Regions from separate parts of the Mus musculus genome. Here region 2 is linked to region 1. Evidence: chromatin contacts called from ENCODE Hi-C or POLR2A ChIA-PET data. All regions are on one chromosome and are shown on one strand. Each heading gives the region's core, a stretch centred on a gene start or an enhancer-like site at or near the end of the contact. The rest is flanking DNA. Distances are from core to core; before and after follow the strand shown.

The links. A loop is a pair of places that touch in the nucleus more often than their neighbours do. ChIA-PET counts read pairs that join two places held with the same protein, here RNA polymerase II (POLR2A).
Region 2: a loop to region 1 is called in a map of regulatory T cell, with 2.1 times the contacts of the local background. The contact joins the promoter of Gpr137c here to the promoter of Ptger2 in region 1. A Hi-C loop is called at or near these places in 1 of 37 maps with a recorded cell type or tissue (regulatory T cell). POLR2A ChIA-PET finds 5 or more read pairs at or near these places in 2 of 5 experiments (Patski and embryonic stem cell).

Annotation. Positions count from the first base shown.
Region 1 is chr14:44,985,484-44,990,696 of GRCm38, reverse strand. It overlaps Ptger2 (prostaglandin E receptor 2 (subtype EP2)), which reads right to left and starts at 2,586. Exons shown (of 2, transcript NM_008964.4): 1 at 890-2,586. The coding sequence starts at 1,732.
Region 2 is chr14:45,216,555-45,221,767 of GRCm38, reverse strand. It overlaps Gpr137c (G protein-coupled receptor 137C), which reads right to left and starts at 2,051. Exons shown (of 7, transcript NM_027518.2): 1 at 1,350-2,051. The coding sequence starts at 1,775. Txndc16 (thioredoxin domain containing 16) reads left to right here and starts at 2,343. Exons shown (of 21, transcript NM_001310534.1): 1 at 2,343-2,551; 2 at 2,719-2,772.

The sequences.
Region 1 (5,213 bases), core at 1,337-3,836:
CCCTTGGTGACGGGGTTCTGATCTTTCCCCTTGAGGATGAATAGATGGCACCAATCAGAAACATCCATGAGAAACAGAGAAGAGCTATTTCTACTGCTTCAGATCTCTGACTAGACACTCTCCATGCTGTCCTTTCCCAAACCCCCCTTCTATAGTTCTTTATGAAGGACCAGAAGGCTTCAACTTTGGCTGTGCATCCACATTAGGCTTTAGCAGCTCAGCATTTATTTCAGATCTCACTGTCAATGCTGCCTCTAACTGAGCAACACCCATGTTTCTATCCTGGCCCTGCCTCAGTTCCCCAAGCAACCTTTTCCCTCATCCCTGAGATGTTCCAGCTGTTACTGAATTTATCTATGTGCTCACAAAGTGCACAGCTACAGAATGAGGAGCATCTATGTGTGCTCCTGACAGTGACATCAAGAAACAATTTTGTAACTTAATGTTCCTAAAGTCAAATGAAAGAGGCTGTAACCTTCTACACCAAGGGCCTTCTGAATGCTGTGTGTTGACAACTACATTTTGCTCAGGAGAAATGAAAGCACCAAGAGAAGGGGCCTCAAGGATAGCAAAGTGGGCCCCAGTGATCAGATTATAACATTGTCAACATCCTATCTTGGGAGGGACTCCCTCCTCTTCAGTTACCAACCCAGGGAAGAGACCAAGCAGGTTCTTAGAAGAAGTGCTAAGTAGCAACAGTCATATGCAAAGACAGGAGGAGGAAGGAAGGAAGTGGGTAAGGTGAAAAGGAAAGGGGAAGGCAATTGACCTTTGTCAATTAAGACATTTCCCACCCAGGCTGTGCCTAAAGGTGGAAAGGGTGGGGTGAGAGGAGTTTGAGCAGGCTGCGCGGGCTGCTTGCGGGGCTGTGGAAACAAAGGTGACTTACTGTGAAAGGCAAGGAGCATATGGCGAAGGTGATGGTCATAATGGCCAGGAGAATGAGGTGGTCCGTCTCCTCTGCCATCGAAGTCCTCTCTCCTCTCCTGCGAGATCCAGGGCCTCTTAGGCTACTGCCAGACAATCCGCAGCGGCTTCTTCTGCTCCGACGGTGCATGCGAATGAGGTTGAGGATAACGCTGATGTTGCAGGCGAGCACAGCCACGATAAGCAGCAGGAGCATCGTGGCGTACAGCTGAAGGTATGCAGTCCTCCCGTGCCGGATAAAGCACCATGTCCCAGGACAGTACTGGACGTACTCCCCGTAGTTGAGCAGCGGCAGGGAACAGAAGAGCAAGGAGGCCCCATAGATGACAGGCAGCACCGCCAGACCCCCGCGGCGCGATAAGTGGCGCCTGTAGAAGTAAGGGTACCCGATGGAGAGGTAGCGTTCCAGGGCCATAGCGAAGAGCATGAGCATCGTGGCCAGACTAAAGAAGGTCATAGTGAAAGCGAAATAGGTACACGCGTGACTTTCGGGAGCCAGGGCCACCAGGGTCTGGTTTCTTGAATATGAAGCCAGCACCACCGGGCTGATGAGGCAGGTTCCCAGCAGGTCAGTGAGCACCAATTCCGTTACCAGCACGTGAAACAAGGAGATAGAGGTCCTGCTGCCGGCGCTACACCCGGTGTCCCCACGCCAGCGGCGCGCCAACAGTGCCAGTGCGATGAGATTCCCCAGAACCCCGGCCGAGAACATCACCGAGCTGATGGCTGGGCTTTCCCCCGAAAGGAGCCACTGACGACTCTTGCAGTCCTCCATTAGCTTGGAGTCATTAAGAAAATTGTCCATGGTGGAGGGTGTGGAGGAGAGATGATATCTCTTCCAGGCAAGTACCAGACAGTCGGAGGGTCTGATGGCCCCAGGGCTCCAAGACAGAGCAGGGAAAAGGGGAGGGACCGAAATCCAGAGCTCCCTTCCGGCCCCCAACTCGCACCAAGGACAGACTTGTTTGGGTCTCCTGCCTGTACGTACAGTGGCCTCTTCACTACAATATCCGGTCGCTCTCGGTGCTTCTGTGCCTCACCTGCCCTAGCAGGGGGTGCTTGCCAGAGCAGCTGCTCCCTCCAGCGCCTTCAGGGGGCAAGTCCAGTAGTGGAATCCAGGAAAGCAATTTAGATTGCTTGCGAGCTGCTGCCGTGGGGCCAGGCAGGGCAGACACACACTGACAGGGCTCTAGAAGGGACCTGGGGGCGTTCCCAGCGCTCACCCTGAGCTGGCCCATAAGGTCTTCCTTCCTATGGGTTGGAAGTTGCAGTGCCTCTGACTTCAGCTCTGAAGCCTTTAGCCCTAGCAGAAGGCTGGGAACCAGCACAGTTTAATAAGACTGGGGTAACAGGAACTCACCAAACTGAGGTTAAGAGAGTCCAGCCCTGTGAGGTGTGGAGGAGGCACAAAAACATCAAGACAACTTGAAGTAAGAATATGAGAGAGGTTGTTGTTTTCCTTTAAAACAAAACAAAACACAAAACATCCAGAAAGATACCCAACAAAGGTGGGACAAAAACTGGAAGGAACTGAAAAGCAAACCTATCCATCCAAGAAATGGAACCGTGCACACCACAGAGTGGCCTTTGCCTTCCTATAACAACGACTTGCTTAAGCAATCCTAACAAAACAAAACAGGAACTGTTCTTGTAATCCTCTAGAGTCATGTTTGTGGCCCCAGATGGAAAACAAATGGCACTTAAGTGTTCTCTATTGAGGCTCAATCTTGAAGAATCTGTTAATACATTGTTCACATTCGTCTCTCCACAGTCAGTTAACCATTCGAAGGATTTATTCCCGGAGTGTTTTGGTAATTGGCCAGTTTCACAATGAAGCTGGCATAAATAGTTATTTATCATTTGTTGCCATAGTTACAGAGTAGTTAAAAATGCAGCAGTGTTTCTGGTTTTCTCAGTCCAGCCTGACAGACAACGTAGGCAAGGGTATACTACTAGAAAAAGTGTATTTCATGCAGAGAAAGAGAGTGTGCTGAGAAAGAAAGGTTTGCCCAGGAGTAAAAAGAAAGAGCAATGGAAAGATTATTTATGGAGTACACCTTGCTTCTCATGACTTAGCTCACCATGCTTCTGGCCTGGGGACTGGAGGGGTTTTCTAGCAAAATACGGGAAGCAGAATCCATTTGGGAGGCCTACAGGCTCATTTCCCACAGCTGAAGCTATCCACTCCATTGCTAAGTTTGTAGGGCATGGATGCAGTGGGTGTCAAACTCCTCTAGTTTCCTTTCAGGCTGTAAACTGCAGGCCAGTAGCGTCCTCCACACAGCCACCCAAAGTGGACTCTCCCATGTCCATCTTGTGCCATCTCCTCCCACATGGTTGGGGAATGAGCAGAACAGGCAAGACTCTGATGCTGTTTCCACTGTGTTTACTTTCCAAAGGCTTTTATACCCTTTCTGTTTCCATGGTCACCTTATAACAAAAGCCCCTTGTGGCTCTATTTCTATATAATTGTCTCTACCTTTTCACTACATGAGTGACATGACTCTGCTGACTTTAATGGATACCAGAGAAAATTCGAGATCTCATCCCTATACCCTCTGCCTTTTTCTGCTAGTCTCTACCCCAACTTAGTAGCACACTGTGAGAAGATTCTCACAGAGGTGTGTGGACAATCTAGTTTCTGATTACTAAGCTCTGTCCATACCCCTTCCTCAACAACCCCTCAGACCCTAGGGTATGCACTCCCTGCATGTGAGACAGTCTTGGGGATCCTGGGGGAAGAAGCCACTATGAAGCCCCAGACATGGGTTTAAGCAAGGAATTCCCTGGTGCAGGGAAGTTTGTCTACAGGACAGGTGGCTTTGGGGCTCCGTGAGTGATCCCTACTTAAAGGTGAATATGTCACAAGAAAAAGACCAGAGCTAGTTGTATAATTCTTAGGAGTTCATATCTTAGTAATTACTTTTCTGGGCTTCGTGATTTCATTTGCAACATATTCAAATTAGCATTTTTGTTTGTTTGTGTGTTTGTTTCCAGTAGTTGCACAGAGAGAGCTAGCAGTCCTACTGTGTTCCATGTTTCAGCAGTCTCACTGGATGCTTAGTTTGCCATCTCTACCTACTCAGACCATCAGGTCGGTTCAGTAAATTGAATTATCTTCTGTAGTTTGAAAGTGGCTTCTTCCCATTTCTAATTGTAGTGTCAGCATCCCAGTACAAGTTCAGTTTATCCAGAGTCTAGGATTTCTTAATAGAAAAATATATTAACACCCTCAGTTTTAGAATTGGGACATACAGCTTTGCTAATTTTCAGTTCCTGTTCATGAAGCCATTGTGTTTGGGGAACACCATGTGATTAGTAATTGTGTGTCAACTTGGTCAGGCATGGGATGCCCAGGAGCTGACTAAACAGTATGTCTGACTATATCTGGGAGGTGTTCTAAAGAACTTAGCATCCACATTGCTGGACTGACTAAGGCACATAACAGCTCCATTGTGGGTGGGCCCCATCTGGTCTGTTGCTGAGTGAATAGCACTAGGAATATAGGTGAAGGTTGATACCCAGCTTCATTTGGGGCATTGATCCGCCATTGACATTCCTGATTCTCAGGCTTTCAGGCTGACTAGAATCTCAACTTTTAGCTCTTCAGTCTTGAGACTTCTTCCAAACATAACACTGGCTTTACAAGTAGACACACATAGAGAGCCACATGTAAATCAAGGGCTGGAATACAGACTGAGAAAGCTGTTGCTAGGCAGTTTTGTTATTTGAGTGTGACGTACACTATTGACAAAAACATTGTGTATCATATGACTTTGTATACAGAACACACATAAAGAGAAAGACATATACAATTGGTCCTATTTCTTTGAGGATCTCTGACTAATACATATTACTTGAAATATAAAATTCATATTTTCCTTTATGGATCTGTAACTCAGGGGCTTTGGAAGGGAAGCTACTTACCATAGGTCATTTTTCAAAGGCAGGCAAAGATAAACATGAAAGGAAGGAGAACTACTTGGAGGAAGCTAACACCGGGGCTTGCATGTTTCTATTTGCAGGAGTTATGTCTTTCAAAACACTCAAACTTTACTTCTTGATATCTATGCATGTCTAAATAATTTTTTTCAAAGAGAATTCTAAGAACACTATCTGTGCCCTGTAATAAACTACACAAGGCTCACACCATTCACTGTAGCAAACAGAAGTCACTGAAAACTAGAGGTTAGATTTAAAGGATGGTTTTGGCGACAGTCCACAGAGTCCTGGGAAGTTTCTAGGTGGTCTGCTGGTAGATGCTTGTACATGCTGGTACATGCTTG
Region 2 (5,213 bases), core at 802-3,301, 230 kb before region 1:
TGTGGTATTATGAGGTTTTTTATGGTATTATGTTGCTAGAGAATAAAAATAAAGTTTGGTTTTGTTACTCAATAATTGTTTTTTATTGGATATAGCTTGTATATATAACAATTGTATATAGCTGAAATTACAATTGTGATTTTAAAAACGCTTTCTATTTTCCTGTTTATTAAGGGGAAAAAAAGAGTTGGTTTATGTAGGAAATATAAACACAATCTGATTCAAAAGTGCCTTTTTTGGGTTACTTTTCCTTGGAACTGTGTTAATTCTCATCACCTCCAAAAGCCTTTGAGAGGATTAGCTGCATAGACCAATACCGTTCTATATTAGTCAGTATTAAGTGTATGATGTCACCTTTTTTTCTCCTCTCCTAAGCTCGTATTTTGAGGGAAAAGAAGACTGGGGGGGGGGGGGTGGAACCTGAAAATAATAAGGCATAAATACCAGATAGACATGATTGACAACCTTATACCCCCAACCTGTCTGAAATGGGTCAAATGTGCTGCAGAACAATGCAATCCAACCAGCAATTCCCCGTAAAAGAGAAAGGGGGTGTGATTAGACTCCAGCTATTAAGCAAGTTGTTGGAAAAACAAAATCAAAAACACCAAAAAACATAGTTCCGTGGTTTGTTTCTGCAACAGGCACAGGTTAAGCTTGTATCTTCTCTCCTAATTAGCTCTCCCCCAAAGGGCTGTGCTGTAAGAGACCGCCTAAATCGCCAAAGCAAGCAGCAACTGGGACAAACACTAAGGGCTTTATGGAGGTCCTTCGACTGTCCCGCAGCATTGGTTATTGATCGTTCACCCCGTCGGGGAAGCGATCGATCAGAATTTGTGCAAGGTGTATCGAGCCACAGTTAAGGAGATGCGGGGGGGGGGGGGGATATAAGCTTCTAATAAAAGAAACGCAGCAACAATAGCGGAGGAACAGCTCTGCCTGGTGACGTAATGGCTGGCAGCGGTCCAGCTTCAGCAGAGCTGCCTCTACTTCAGCATCCAACCTCCCTCAACCCGGTCCAGCCTCGACAGAGCTACCGGAGCTGCTACTTCTTACGATGCTTCTCTGTGGTCGCCACCAACGCCTTACGTGGAGGTCTGGGACATTGAACAAAGGGTGTCCCACTGCCTTAAGTTGTCGGGGCACGCATACTCTCTCTCTCACACTTCTCCAACCCCCTCAGGCACCGAGTCCATCAGCGGCTTAAGTTGAGGGAGAGGGAAAGACAGGAGTGTCTCAGTGTCCCCAGACTGCCCTCCGGCCACCTCCCCCAGCCCCGACCCCTTCCGTCTCGGCAGGAGTGGATCCCGGCGGCCCCGCTCCCCCGCTCGCCGGTCCTCCCGCCTTACCTCTGCCAGGTAGAGGTTGAGGAGACAGAGCGTGGAGAACTGTAGGCAGGAGGGGAAGCAGTAGAGCAGCCAGTGCGGGAAGAAGTGCAGGCGAGAGGGTGGCCGCAGCAGGGGCAGAGAGCCGCTGAGGGAGAAGGCGGCCGAGAAGAGCGTGGTCCTGAGCGCTGCCCACGCGAGACACAGGAAGAGGCAGAGGCTCTGGTAACTGAGCCGCCGCTCGCGGTACAGGAGCAGCCGCCACAGCTGCAGGTAGGCAAAGGCGAAGAGCGCGGCGTAGAGCAGCGCGTGCAGCACGCTCAGCGCCAGCTGCACCGAACCGGGAACCGCGGCGCCCGAGGCCGCGACGGCGCCCCCGCCGGACGTCGAGGGTTCGCGGCCGGCCGTGGGGACCGCGGCGGCCGCCGGCCCGGACACTGATACCCTCATGAGGGGACGCGAGCAGCGGGGAGGGAGCGCGGGAAGGAAGCGGCCCGAGCGCCCCCCGGACCTCCCGCCCGCCCCAGCCTGCGGCCCCGGGCAGCGCCGTGACAGGAGTCGCAGCCCCGCGCGATGGCCGCGGCTGCCCTCGGGCCCGCCTCCCCTTCCCCCCGGGGGGCTCGGTTCCTCGGGCCGCGGCTCGGCTCCGCAGCAGCAGCAAACAACTCTCGGCTGGAGACAATCAGCTGAGAAACCCGAGCTTTTGAGGCGCTCGCTCCGCACTGTGAGCTGCCGGCGATTGGCCCGGGCGGGCGCGCCCTCCGGGCGCCTCACTCGGAATACCACAGGCCTCAGAGCCTGTCACTCCAGAAGCCTTTGATCTGATTGGCCTTCTGCTTTCTCCTCTTTTACCCCCGCCCCTCTTCCCACCCACGCTGCTGATTGGCCCAGCAACTGCAAGACTTCCTCGCGCCGGCGGGAGGACTCCAGATTCTGTCACCTGGGGCTGTTCTCGCTCCGCCCCCTGACCGTCCATTGGTTGGAGGATCTCTTACGTAAGGAGCACGAGGAGCAGGCGGAGCCTCGGGGGTTGTTTTTTCGCCCAAGAGACTGATTTTGCGGAGGCAGTGCCGGCCGTGGGCGGTGAGCTTCTCAGGTAGGCGTAGTTGCTTTGGGAGCCGCCGTAGGGACCAGCCCCTGCCCCGCCTTCTGTCACCATCTCTACTCTGATGGCGGGACGTGCTGTCCTCAGAGACCTTTCATCTCTGCACGAGAATCTCAGGCAGGTGGGTAGCAGCGCGGGCCTCAAGACTTTGCCTGCAGGATTGCATGCACATCAGCACTCGGCAAACGTCCCTCCAGCCAGGTTGCTTGCTGATTCAGTTCACCTGTTTCTGGGGGCACCAAACGACGCTGGTTTTGATTTCATTTCCCCCCCTTTTCTTTTTCTGAGCTGGAGGAAACACGGGGCGAGGAAAGCGAATGAAGCAAAGCGCGAGCGGAAACTGTAAGTAATCAACCCTTTCTTCTCTTGGGAAGAGGTCCTGAAGGATGGTGGTCCTGGGAACAGATGAACGTTGAGGCCTTCTCCAAGGGGAAGGTGATTCTTCGAAACTTGCAATTTAGAAAGCTCTCTTGGGCGCAGGGGTGGGCAGGGGAGGGGTGGGGGGAGCGCGGAGCAGTAACAATGTGGTGATTGTCCAGAATGGAAGAGTTTGTGTGAGATTCTGCTTGTGTGTTGGAACAAGTGGTGCTATTCTCATCAGAGACTGAGAGATACAAAATAAGAGGTATATTTCTGCTTTAAATAAGTGAGGAACGGTTGTATGTTGGCCACTACATGAAGGTTTTTTTTTTTGTTTTTTGTTTTTTGTGTTTTTTTTGTATTTGGTATTTGGTAGCAAATCAGTCAAAGTAATGCAAGATGAGGAAGGATCCTGTGTTCTCAGAGTGAGCCTCTCATTGCAGATTCAGTGCTTCTGTAGACAGCATATTTACTGGAGCATCCAATATCCAGCCTTTCCTAAATACTCCCTCCTTAAGGTCTGCTTAAGAAGATGGCTGTTTCTCAGTCCTCCACCACCAAGTACATGTTACAAAGGGGCTTAAGATCTGTTCTGTACTTATTCTGGTCCAGTAGTTTGCCAGACACCAGACAGTATTACCATCCACAAGTGTAATCATGCACACACATGTACAATAATGATAAAATGAAAAGAAAGCCCTAAGTCTGTGTTTATTCAGTGGTAGGCTCATCAGGAAGACTATAATGAGGCAGGAGACTCTCCAGCATTTAGATGTTGTCTTTTTCTCATTAGCTGTATGGTGGAGGCTATGTTACAGATGTTTAGCCAGATACACATGTGGATGGTCAGCTTTGACTGAAAGGGAAAGGGGAAGTGCAGGATTGATTTTTGGTTCTTGTTTATAATGTTCTGTCTTCCATGATGTTTTACTCAGCACAGGCTAAGCTCGCTGCAAGGTCTTTATACAGATGCGGATCCTTCAGAGAACTTGAGTACACAGCAGTACAGATCAGCAGCCAGCAGGTCTCGTTCTGCGTGCCCTAGAGCATGGTTCTCCATGGTCCTTGACCTTGTCCTGTGACAGGTCCTGCCAGTTTTATCATTATCTTGGCAGGATCTCAAACTGGTTTTGGAGTATATGGGCTTTTGTTTCAAGGCTGAGGTGGTTTGGTCAGCATGCTACTTGGAACAAGGAATAGTTTGGGTGTAAGTTACATTTTATGTTTGCATATTGCCTGTCTTTGCTGGTGCTTCCTGGAATCTGTGTTTGCATACCTTGTTAAATACAACCAACAGCAGCTACTATACAATACGAATCTGTTTGCAAGCCTCTTAGTGCTTAAAATAAGCTTGTTAACGGTAAGAACTTTGGTACACACTCATTGTAGACTCATTAGGTATGTCTCATCTCCAAATTGCTGTAGCAACAGTTTTGCCAACTTGAGGTGGCTCATTTATTGATTATCAATGTCAGATAACCCTTTTCTTGTGGTGCTCAGACCAGTTTTGAGGTCTGTTTGACCTCCTAGCTAGTACTTCAGAGTTTTTGTTAAAACATTTTTCTTTTTTTAAAAAGATTTATTTATTTATTTCTTGTATGTGAGTACACTGCTGCTGTCTTCAGACACACTAGAAGAGAGCATTGAATCCCCATTACAGATGGTTGTGAGCCACCATGTGGTTGCTGGGAATTGAACTCAGGACCTTTGGAGGAGCAGTCAGTGCTCTTAACTGCTGAGCCATCTCTCCAGCCCCACTTTAGAGTTCTTGTTAAGGCAGCTGCTCTTTCCTATCTTGTGTACCAGTGGACATACACTGGTTTAAGCTTCAGAAGTAGGTCCTCAAATCTTGATGACTTAGCATTTTCCAAGTCTCCCTTGAGCTCATTACGTATTAGCTAAGGGTTCTTTGTGCTGTATTCCTACAGTCACAGTACCTACCAATTTAATTAAACATTTCTGGAAATAAAGTGCCTGCCACATGCTGGCTGTTGAAACTGTTGACCGACCCCCACCCCACCCGCACCCCCTCGCTCGCTTGCCCCACATTGAAGTCACGAGGTATCATACACAGCGTGAGCAGGGGTGGAATGAGGAAGCTCAGTGAAACCTGCCTTACACCTATGAAGAGTACTGAACCAAGGAGCAGCCACACCCAGGGAGGCAGGCCACATTTCTCCCATGGTTCTCATCAATTTGTGTAGGTGTGTAGAATTTTGAAGCACGGAGCGCTGCTTTTGTACCCTTTCTCCTTACTGGAGGGAAAAGTCATTTTCTGTCAGTATTTTCTGTTATCTCTGTCTTTACTCTGTGCACGCTGATATTCTCTCCCACCCACATTCTCTGTCCTTTAGTTTAAAGAGCCTTGTAGTAGGAAGGCAAGCCTCTGAGCAGTACATCTTATTTTCCGTGTATGGGTTTGT